Linked DNA regions of Homo sapiens: region 1 is linked to region 2. The links are chromatin loops, found by intact Hi-C in ENCODE. Cell type or tissue: mammary epithelial cell. All regions are shown on one strand.

What was found. Hi-C counts contacts between places; a loop is a spot of excess contacts. Peaks named below come from ENCODE experiments on the same cell type or tissue, not always from the same donor. Only the 100,000 strongest peaks of a DNase experiment are listed, where the experiment ranks them.
Region 1: it touches region 2 in a loop (2.4-fold over the local background); 2 of 110 quality-filtered maps call a loop at or near these places.

Annotation. Positions count from the first base shown.
Region 1 is chr6:21,752,569-21,757,568 of GRCh38, forward strand. All of the region lies in intron 2 of CASC15 (cancer susceptibility 15), which reads left to right. LOC124901274 (a long non-coding RNA gene) reads left to right here and starts at 2,132. Exons shown (of 2, transcript XR_007059492.1): 1 at 2,132-2,248; 2 at 2,360-3,071. In mammary epithelial cell, no CTCF peak of the experiment used is centred here; a DNase peak (open chromatin) is centred at 2,523; H3K27ac peaks cover 1,619 bases.
Region 2 is chr6:21,866,672-21,871,671 of GRCh38, forward strand. All of the region lies in intron 4 of CASC15 (cancer susceptibility 15), which reads left to right. Among named protein-coding and RNA genes, the nearest start is that of CASC15, 200 kb to the left of the region's middle. In mammary epithelial cell, no CTCF peak of the experiment used is centred here; DNase peaks (open chromatin) are centred at 2,910 and 3,830; H3K27ac peaks cover 1,232 bases.

The DNA.
Region 1 (5,000 bases), 110 kb before region 2:
TGGCTGTAATTTGCTTTTTTGTAGGAGCTCTTTATAAATTCTAGGTAGTAGCATTTTATGTGTCTTTTAGACATTCTCTCCAAGTTTGTGGCTTGTCAGCTCCCTTTCTTTATGAGTCATTTTTAATGAACAAACATGAAGTCAAAGCACTTAGTTTTTTTTTTTTTGAGACGGAGTCCCTCTCTGTCACCTAGGCTGGAGTGCAATGGTGCGATCTCGGCTCACTGCAACCTCCGCCTCCTGGGTTCAAGTGATTCTCCTGCCTCAGCCTCCTGAGTAGCTGGGATTATAGGTGCCTGCCACTATGCCCAGCTAATTTTTGTATTTTTAGTAGAGATGGGGTTTCACCATGTTAGTCAGGGTGGTCTTGAACTCCTGACCTCAGGTGATCCACCCGCCTCTGCCTCCCAAAGTGTTGGGATTACAGGCGTGAGCCACCACGCCCGGCACAGCACTTAGTCTTTCACAATTAAATGTGATGCTACTTGTAAGTTTTTTAGCAGTCCTTTTAACTGTAATGTTTGGATCATTTGCATTTAATGCAATTATCCAGATGGTTGGGTTTGAAATCCATTATTTTATTATTTCCTTTCTTTTTGAGAAGTGCTGGGATTACAGGTGTGAGCCACCATGCTTAGCCTATTTTATTATTTCTTTTCTCTTTTCTTTCTCCCACACACTCCTCCTCCTCCTGTTGCATTTAATACTTCATACACAGAAGCAGAACTCCAGTACATTTACATGTTAGCAGTGTTTTGTCCTGTGGACAAGGAGAGGATTCCTTCCTATATTGGAATTGCCAGCTGTGTAGTAGATAACTGGAATAAAGTGTTTCTGATGGAATGTGTTTGGATATCACTCATGTAGGAAAAGCATAGGAGCGTGCGTTTGTAATTCTGAACACATTCAGTGGGTGGCTTTGTTTGCTAATAAGGTGGTTCTTGAAATGCCACAGAAGTGGACAAATATGTTAGAAAGTCTGAAATACTTGAACATGATACCTACCTTTGAGGACTAAGTGAGACAAGTGATGAGTCGAGGCGATATCAAGGCGATAGGGGAACATCTGTGGTAGCTCACTGGGCCTATGATCGCATTCTTCTCAGGTCAGAAGTCCCATGCGAGAGACCCAAAGCCACAGCTCGCTTCATTCCTCTGACGAAGGCAAGCTTGCTGCTCAGCTCTCCTACGTTAATCTGCCAATAAGTTCTGCAAAACTCACTTGGTTTTTTAAAAAACTAATTGAACTCACACGAAAGCTTTATCAGTCAACCCTTAAGTCTTGCTGCCTTAAACAGATCAGTGTAAAAGGAGTTTTTGTAATGTTTATAGAATGAGGTTGTGTGAGGTCACTGAAATGGTGTTTGTTTTTCTTGCAGCTATTTCAGTGGCAGTTATACAAAGCTTGATATGCTTTGTTTGGGAATGTGTGATACTGTAAGCATGCCATTTTTGGTCTGTGCTAACTGAAGCAACATTTTACCCTGTGTGTAGATAGTGTGGTGTATAATCATTCCTGTGATTTTAATAACAGAATTATAATATGTGAGACCTCAAATGGGTGTTAGACATCATCCAACTTCCTCACCACAGAAAAATATATAGGCAGGAAGAAATTTTAAAAACTCGTTTCATCATGCCAGCTAGGAAATTTTGGTAGATTATGTAAAATAGAGATTCACCCACAAAATGTAATAGTAAAGTTTCAAGAATGAGAATGGCAGACGAAGTTTTAGGAGAATGTCTGTTGCTCAAGTGAGGCATTCAGTAGAAAGTAGTGGAAAATTGGTTGGGGGTCATACATCTAAGCTTAGGAGCATTATATGCAATCTTACAATATTCTCAAGGCCAAATCTCATGCATATCTTTATGCAGCCCCTGTCAGAGACTGCGTTTAAGAAAGAAGATACTTTAAAAAAATGGTTAAAATGGTTTTTTTTTTTTTTTTTTGGAGACAGAATCTCGAAGTCTTGGAGTCTCACTCTGTTGCCCAGGCTGGAGTACAGTGGCGTAATCTTGGATCACTGCAACCTCTGCCTCCCGGGTTCAAGTGATTCTTCTACCTCAGCCTCCTAAGTAGCTGGGATTACAGGTGTGTTCCACTACGTCTAGCTAATTCTTGTATTTTTAGTATTGACAGGGTTTCACTATGTTTGTCAGGCTAGTCGTGAACTCCTGACCTTGTGATCCGCCAGGCCTCCCAAAGTGCTGGGATTACAGACATGAGCCACCACACCCGGCCAAAATGGTAAATTTTTATGTTATGTATATTTTGCTACAATTAAACAAAAGCAAATGCAAATAAAGACAAAGGAGGCTGTGGATTTTCACCATTTTTTTTCTTGTTTTTTGTGTAAAGGGGAAGGCAGTTACCAACCCCTGTGGACAGGAATCGCTTTTGAAGGTAGGGCTGAGGTGATCATCAACCAAGTTGTAAAGATCAAAACTGACCAGCCTGCCGGAGACTACCTAACCCTGTTCCTGTTTCTGCCGTATCAAGTGAGGACTTTCTGTTCCCTCTGGCGATGCTACTCTGTGTGACTCATGATTCCACGTAGGCTTGAAGGAATGGTCTTTATTCAGTGCCTGTTAGGTGTGAAGCAAGGTATTAGAAATTGTATATACATTATCACATTGATGTATCACAATCATCTGCTGGAGGTGGTATTATCCCTAATTTTTAGACAAAAAAAGTGAGATTCTGAGAGGGAAAGTGTAGTCTCCAAGCTCACACGTGTAGCAGTTCAGAGAATTCAAACCCAGATCTCTGTTTTTGAACTCCTTGACCTTGTCTTTATAATGTCATTGCCTCAAATTTTGTATCCACCCAAGCTAAATGGAAGGAAGAATTTAGTACCTTAGACTTGGTATATTGTTTTTCAGGGGAAATAAGTATAAGAAATAGGATTTCGTTTGGCATGGAGTATTTCATTCATATATGAGATTTTTAGTGGGAACCCACTTGGTGCTAGACGTTGTTTGTAGGCATTGGTGAGCCATATCTCTGTGCAAGACAGGCGTAGTCCTTGCTCTCAGGGAATAATAAATTATGCCATAGCTGTGTAAACCCACTTCGTCTGCATGCAGAAATTTATTTGAAACTGAATTAAGGACAACAATCAAGCTTTTAACTATTTCTCTGTTACTTTCATCACCATCAGCTGTGGTCCGGTTTAGCGGAAGCAAAATAGACAAATTCAGTAAAATGTCTTTCTGTGGAGAACTCCCAAAATGAATACGCTGAGCCGGGCACGGTGGCTCATGCCTGTATTCCCAGCACTTTGGGAGGCCGAAGCCGGCTGATCACGAGGTCAGCAGTTCGAGACCAGCCTGGCCAACATGGTGAAACCCCATCTCTACTAAAAATACAAAAATTAGCCAGGTGTGGTGGCACGCACCTGTAATCCCAGCTACTCGGAAGGCTGGGGCAGGAGAATCTCTTGAACCCGGGAGGCAGAGGTTGCAGTGAACTGAGATCGTGCCACTGAACTCCAGCCTGGGCGACAGGGTGAGACTCCGTCTCAAAAAATAAATAAATAAAAATAAAAATAAATACACTGAGTCTCATGATCTGAGAGAGTTAATGTTCTGTAAAGTTGCTGTGAACACTGAATTAGCAAATACTGAACCATTGCTCCTAGGGAAAATACAGGGTTAGGTTCCTGAGAGCCTCTGGCTGCAAGATTTTCATCAATGAACACATATGCTTATTTTATGTGTTTTATTTAGCATGTATTTTATTTAATATGTTTTATTTGTATTTTAAAATATATTTACATTTAGATTTGATACATATATTTAATATATGTGTAATTTAATGTATATTATTGGTTCATTAACATTAAACTCATGGCTAATAGTGCTACAACTCATGCCTAAGTGAAGCTTAGCAAACACGTGCCTTTTCTCTGCAAGGTACATCACAGACTTCTTGCGCTTAGTAACACTAGATATTAATAGCATTTCAGCCCTCCATCTGGGGGGCATTGCAAACAGTGAAATCACCAACAAAAAGCATAAAAATGCAAAGAACATGGCATTAAAAATGACACTTGTTTACATGATTGAAGCTGAAACAAGAAGGCAGCGTGTCACCTTGTTCAGCGTCAGCTGGGAATGTGTGTTGGGCAACTTAGAACTTTCACTGCTCTGTGCATGTTTGAGAAAGCAGGAAAGCACCATGCATATTGATTTTGGGGTTACACGTAAATTTCTGCAAGTTAGGTGAATTTGCAAATACAGAATCTGTAAACAGTAAGGTTTGACTCTATTAATGTCAATAATAAAACATAATGAGAAAAATATGAGATATTGCAATACACAGAATTCAAATAGGGCAATGGGAAGGTGCCTGGGGCGGGTGCTACAGATTGGGAGGTCAGCTGAGGTGTCTCTGAAGAGGTTTCATCTAAACTGAGATCTGGATTACAAGGAGGAGCCTGTCCTGTGAAGATCAGGGGGAAGGGCATTTGAGGTGGGAGTGAGTACAGGCAGGGCAAAGGCTCCAAGACAGAATGAGTTTGGTGTGAGGAAACCCAAAGAGACCACTGTGGCTGCCAGAAATGGAGAGCTTTGGAGGCAAGTACAGGCCTGGTCACTAGGGCCTTGTCGGCTGGAGTGGGGGTAAGGATTTGTGCTCAGTGAGTGATTCTTGCTATATTTCTCCGTAAATGTTGCGGCATTTTTTTCATTTTCCCTGCCACACTTCCTAAGTGGAGGTGTTGCTTTTTACTTCTTTGCTCTTTTTTGGTGTCCTAGACACAGTAGCCCCTATATGTGCTGAGTGACACCAAGCTTTCGGCTTCTGGTGCTGTAACCTTTCCTTCCTTCTGTGACCATTGTGAATGAGGATGGAGTATGAATGGGTGATATCATGAGAGAGAGTCTGCATTGTATTGTATTGGTGTGGTGGGGGTGCTGAGGGGTAGGGAAGCAGGAAGAGGCAATGTGTACAGGAATAAAAGTTACTTAAATGCTCCAGGTCTGAGTTTTCTTAGTTG
Region 2 (5,000 bases):
TTACATAAAACCAAAATTGAATTTGAGAATAGAAATGTAAATTGATCAGGCTGGGCATGGTGGCTCACGCCTGTAATCCCAGCACTTTGGGAGGCTAAGGTGGTTGGACCACCTGAGTTCGGGAATTTGAGACCAGCCTGACCAACATGGAGAAACCCTGTCTCTACTAAAAATACAAAATTAGCTGGGCGTGGTGGTGGATGCCTGTAATCCCAGCTACTCAGGAGGCTGAGGCAGGAGAATCGCTTGAACCTGGGAGGCGGAGGTTGCAGTGAGCTGAGATCGCGCCATTGCACTCCAGCCTGGGTGACAAAAGTGAAACTCCATCTGAAAAAAAAAAAAAAAAGTAAACTGATCAAGAATATAATCACCTAAAGTATGACCCCCAAATTAGGAGATCGGTGTCATTAAAGATGAGAAAGAGGTTTATAAATAGCAATTTGGGGCCAGGCATAGTGGCTCATGCCAGCAATCCCAGCACTTTGGGAGGCCGAGGTGGGTGGATCACCTGAAGTTGGGAGTTCGAGACCAGCCTGGCCAACATGGTGAAACCCTGTCTACTAAAAATACAAAAATTAGCCGGGTGTGGAGTCAGGTGCCTGTAATCTCAATTACTCGGGAGGCTGAGGCAGGAGAATCGCCTGAACTGTAGAGACGGAGGTTGCAGATCGTGCCATTGCACTCCAGCCTGTGCAACAAGAGCAAAACTAAAAAAAAAAAAAAAAAAAAAAAAAAAAAAGTAATTTGGGGGCGGGGCTTGCTGGCTCACACCTGTTATCCCAGCACTTTGGGAGGCTGAGATGGGCAGATCTCTGGAGTCTAGGAGTTAGAGATCAGCCTGCACAATATAGAGAAACCCTGTCTCTACAAAAAATACAAAATTTAGCTGGACTTGGTGGTGCATGCCTGTAGTCCCAGCTACTTGGGAGGCTGAGGCAGGAGAATTGCTTGAGCCTGAGGGGTGGGGGTTGCAGTGAGCCAAGATCACACCACAGCATTCCAGCCTGGATGGCACAGTGAGACTTTGTCTCAAGAAAAGAAAAAGTTTGGTAGCCTTGACGTGATTAAAGTAAGACCATTTCATGTTAATTGCCCACTGAGAGGATAACACTCAAATGAACCCAGTTTCAGATTCTCCTTTTCACATCATTATGATATCAAATATTCATCCTCTATCCAAATTCATCCCAGAAGAGTTGGTATTAAGTACTTAGCTTCTAGGAGCATTGTTATTAGGCCTGGAGCCCTTGACATTATGTATGGTGTGAAGTATATGTAAAGATGAAAAGATGACTCAAGGCAGTAGGTGTTTGCTTAAGTGAATTACTTGTGATAATTGCATGGCCTCTGTACACAAATGGAAATATCTTCATTTTAAGAATTGGGTTTGCATTGTCAACGGTGTGTGGGACAGCTCCTGAGACACCTAAAAGATATATAATAGACAAAGTAACACTGAGAGATGCTCAAAACTACTGAGTTGAAGGAGCCATACTCTAAATAGAAGACTGTAAGCATTATGATACCATGTCAACACAGCTTAATAAAAAGCTACTTTACAAAGGGAGAAATATCGTTCCTAATGTTTTCCATAGAGTCAGTGAATGAATTGAGAAGTGGATCCAGGATTTCATGTATCAGCACCATAGGTTTTATCATTTATATAATCCTTTTTTCTGTCACTGTCAAGATTTTAAAGGGGGGATTATGGTTTGACTTAAAGAGAGTAGGCAATTCAGGCATACCACACAAAGCTGTTAAATCTCAGAGGCTTGAGATTTCTTGGCTCCTTTTAAGTTTTGGAAGCAGAGCACTCCTAGGGAATGCTATTCGGAATTGGCTTCATGGAGAAAATGTAGCTTTTGGGCAGTTAGCTTTTGAAGCTGAGAGAGGATAATAGGTTGGTGAACAAGAAGGCAAAAGTTGCTTCAGGTTTGAAAAATAAAGGAGTGAGGAGGTGATAGTCTTGTGAAGACTCTCACTGTAATAGTTCTTTGCAGGACCAAGTGGTTCTCCAGATCGAGCTCAATTTTCCCCTGAGTGCATTTTCTGAGTTGTGATAAAGCCCAGGTACCCTCTTACGGAGCGACTTATCTCTTTGTGCCCAATTGCTAGGGCTGTGCTATCATCTTGGCCAACTGCCCATTTCCTTTGGGTCTGAGAGAACATTTCAATTTAAATCTGATTGTATAGATTTAGGACTTGGGGGAAAAAAAGGTATCTGGAGTGACTTTTTTTTTTTTTTTTTTTTTGAGACGGAGTCTTGCTCTTTGCCCAGGCTGGATTGCAATGGTGCAATCTCAGCTCACTGCAACCTCTGCCTCCTGGGTTCAAGTGATTCTCCTGCCTCAGCCTCTGAATAGCTGGGACTACAGGTGCGTGCCACCACGCTCGGCTAATTTTTTTTTGTATTTTTAGTAGAGATGGGGTTTCACCATGTTGGCCAGGATGGTCTCGATCTCTTGACCTCGTGATCCACCTGCTTCGGCCTCCCAAAGTGCTGGGATTATAGGTGTGAGCCACTGTGCCCGGCCAACTTTTTTCTTTCTCTGCCTCCTACTATGAGAGTTCCCATCTTTGATGGATGACTCAGAATTCAAATTACACCTAGAAGCAAACACATCAGGCTTGAGGGTAGAGAGGGAGAGAAAAGAACAACTGTCCCATCTGTGTTTCATCCTGAGTGGGAGGTTCAAATCTAGGTATTGGCAGAATGAGATAAAGGAAGGAGAGATTGAGAAAGAGTGGAAGTGGGATGGAAAGTTATTAAGGGAAGTCATTCCAGGACAGTTTTCACCCACTCAGTAGATTACAGGACGCCATGGAAGAACTGAACTACCTCGGTAGGCTGCACCTCAGGCTCTGTGCAGACTAATGTTTTTATTGCTTAACAGGTATTGAGTCACCTTGTTAAATGCCATCCCTAATATAGAGATGGGCTTATTCCTTGCCCCAAAGCTATTGGGAGCCTAGTTAGGAAGACACGTAACACACACAGGTCCCAACACCACACAAGAATGGTGCTCCTGTCATTCTATTAAGTGGCTTACCAGGTGGAATGAAGTTATCTTGCTGGGAGTCCTCTGCCAGCGAGTTCAGTCTGATGAGAAATTTGAAATTTGATGCAACCACATTGCATCAATAGTAAGGGTTTTGGGAAGGCTTCGCTTTGCTATATGTTGAGAGAGACTTGATTCTTGGCACCGAGGAGGAGAGCTAATGGCCCTCACCCTGCACGTGCTTGAGTGTGAAGTGGTTAAAACAAAATTTTCTTTTACTTTTTAATTTTAGGTGATATTTTGATAGGGTCATAAGAATAGTGTTTCCTACCTAGGCCCATTGCTAATACCACTGTATTAAGTCTTCTTAGAAGCCCATGAATTCTCTGGCTAAAAAGTCCTGGGGGCTCCCTGTGCTAGACGTAGGGGGACATATAAATGGTTTTGAATTTCAGTTTCTATGTCAGTGAGAATTCTGTGCCAGAAAAGAGCATCTGCTCTTTATTTTACAGATGAGGAAATTTAGTCCCAGAGAGAGCGTGATTTGCCTCTTCCCTTGAGATTAGCCAGCAGAGTCAATAAGAAAAATCTAGGTCTTCTGATTCAGTCCAGTGCCTTTCTCTGTATGTCGCACTGTTTCCCTCATTATCTTGAGATTTGCTGGAGCCACAGGACTGCACAATGGTTGTGCATATGTGGATTTGAGTGCCACAGCTGAATTAACTCATGTCAATCTCAGTCCCAAGCCTGTTCCCACAACACGTGGTAAATCGTCACTCCTTGTGGTCTCAGAATTGGGTGCCTGGAGGATATCATAATCACCAGGGATAGTTTTTTCTGTTGCTGCCTGGTGCACACATCTCCTCTGCCTTGACTTGTCTGAAGTCTTTCCCTCTTTGAGGCAGGGACTGAAGGGGTGGAGCCCAGCTGTGCAAGTGCAAAGGCATGCAGCCCTAAGCTGAGCCTAATTTGAGCCCATTGAGTAGTACTAATTTTGACTCATTATATTTTTGAAAATTCAGGGCATAGGTTTTTTGTTTGTTTTTTGAGACAGAGTCTCACTCTGCTGCTCAGGCTGAAGTGCAGTGGCGTGATCTCTGCTCACTGCAACTTCCGCCTCCGAGATTTGAGTGATTCTCTTCCCTCAGCCCCCCGAGTAGCTGGGATTACAGGCACGTGCCACCACACCTAGCTAATTTTTATATTTTAGTAGAGTTGGGGTTTCACCATGTTGACCAGGCTGGTCTTGAACTCCTGACCTCAGGTGATGTACCTGCCTCAGCCTCCCAAAGTGCTCGGATTACAAGCGTGAGCCACCGTGCCCAGCCCAGGGCATAGTTTTAAGGCAAACGTAGTTGTGGTTTTAAGAACGCCGGTTTGAGGTGCACTGAGACTGAGCAGGGAGGGGTATTTGTTACTGTGGACCTGGTGATGAGGACTCCCTTATGTCTTCTCTGAGCTAGAACTTCTCTTTTGAATTGGCTTCATGCTTCAAACTCATGACCTCTCTTACCTTATTGGTTGGCAGGTTTTGTGCAATGGATTTTATCAGTAAGGAACTGAATTTAAATCTTGCAATTAGATAATGTGATTACTTAAGGGGACTTTCACTATTTTAGGCCGGGACTCCAATCAAATAAATCCCAGGCCCTGCCCAATCTATGTGCTCAAAATTTTCGAGTTTTCAGTTGTGATGGGTCACCCTCTGTATATTCTTACTGTAGTACACAATGCAAAATGTATCAAGATAATTAACTGATTTAGGTGTTCACAGTGCTATTATGGAACATTACTTCTTTTAGTGTGACACGCATTAGGCTCTATCACTTGTGTCATGCTAGCCTGATTAGCACCTCTTCCTAGGGCTGTACGCTGACTCTTATTTTTTTTGAGACGGAGTCTCGCTTTGTCACTCAGGCTGGAGTGCAGTGGCACAATCTTGGCTCACTGCAACCTCTGCCTCCTGGGCTCCAGCAATTCTCCTGCCTCTGCCTCCCGAGT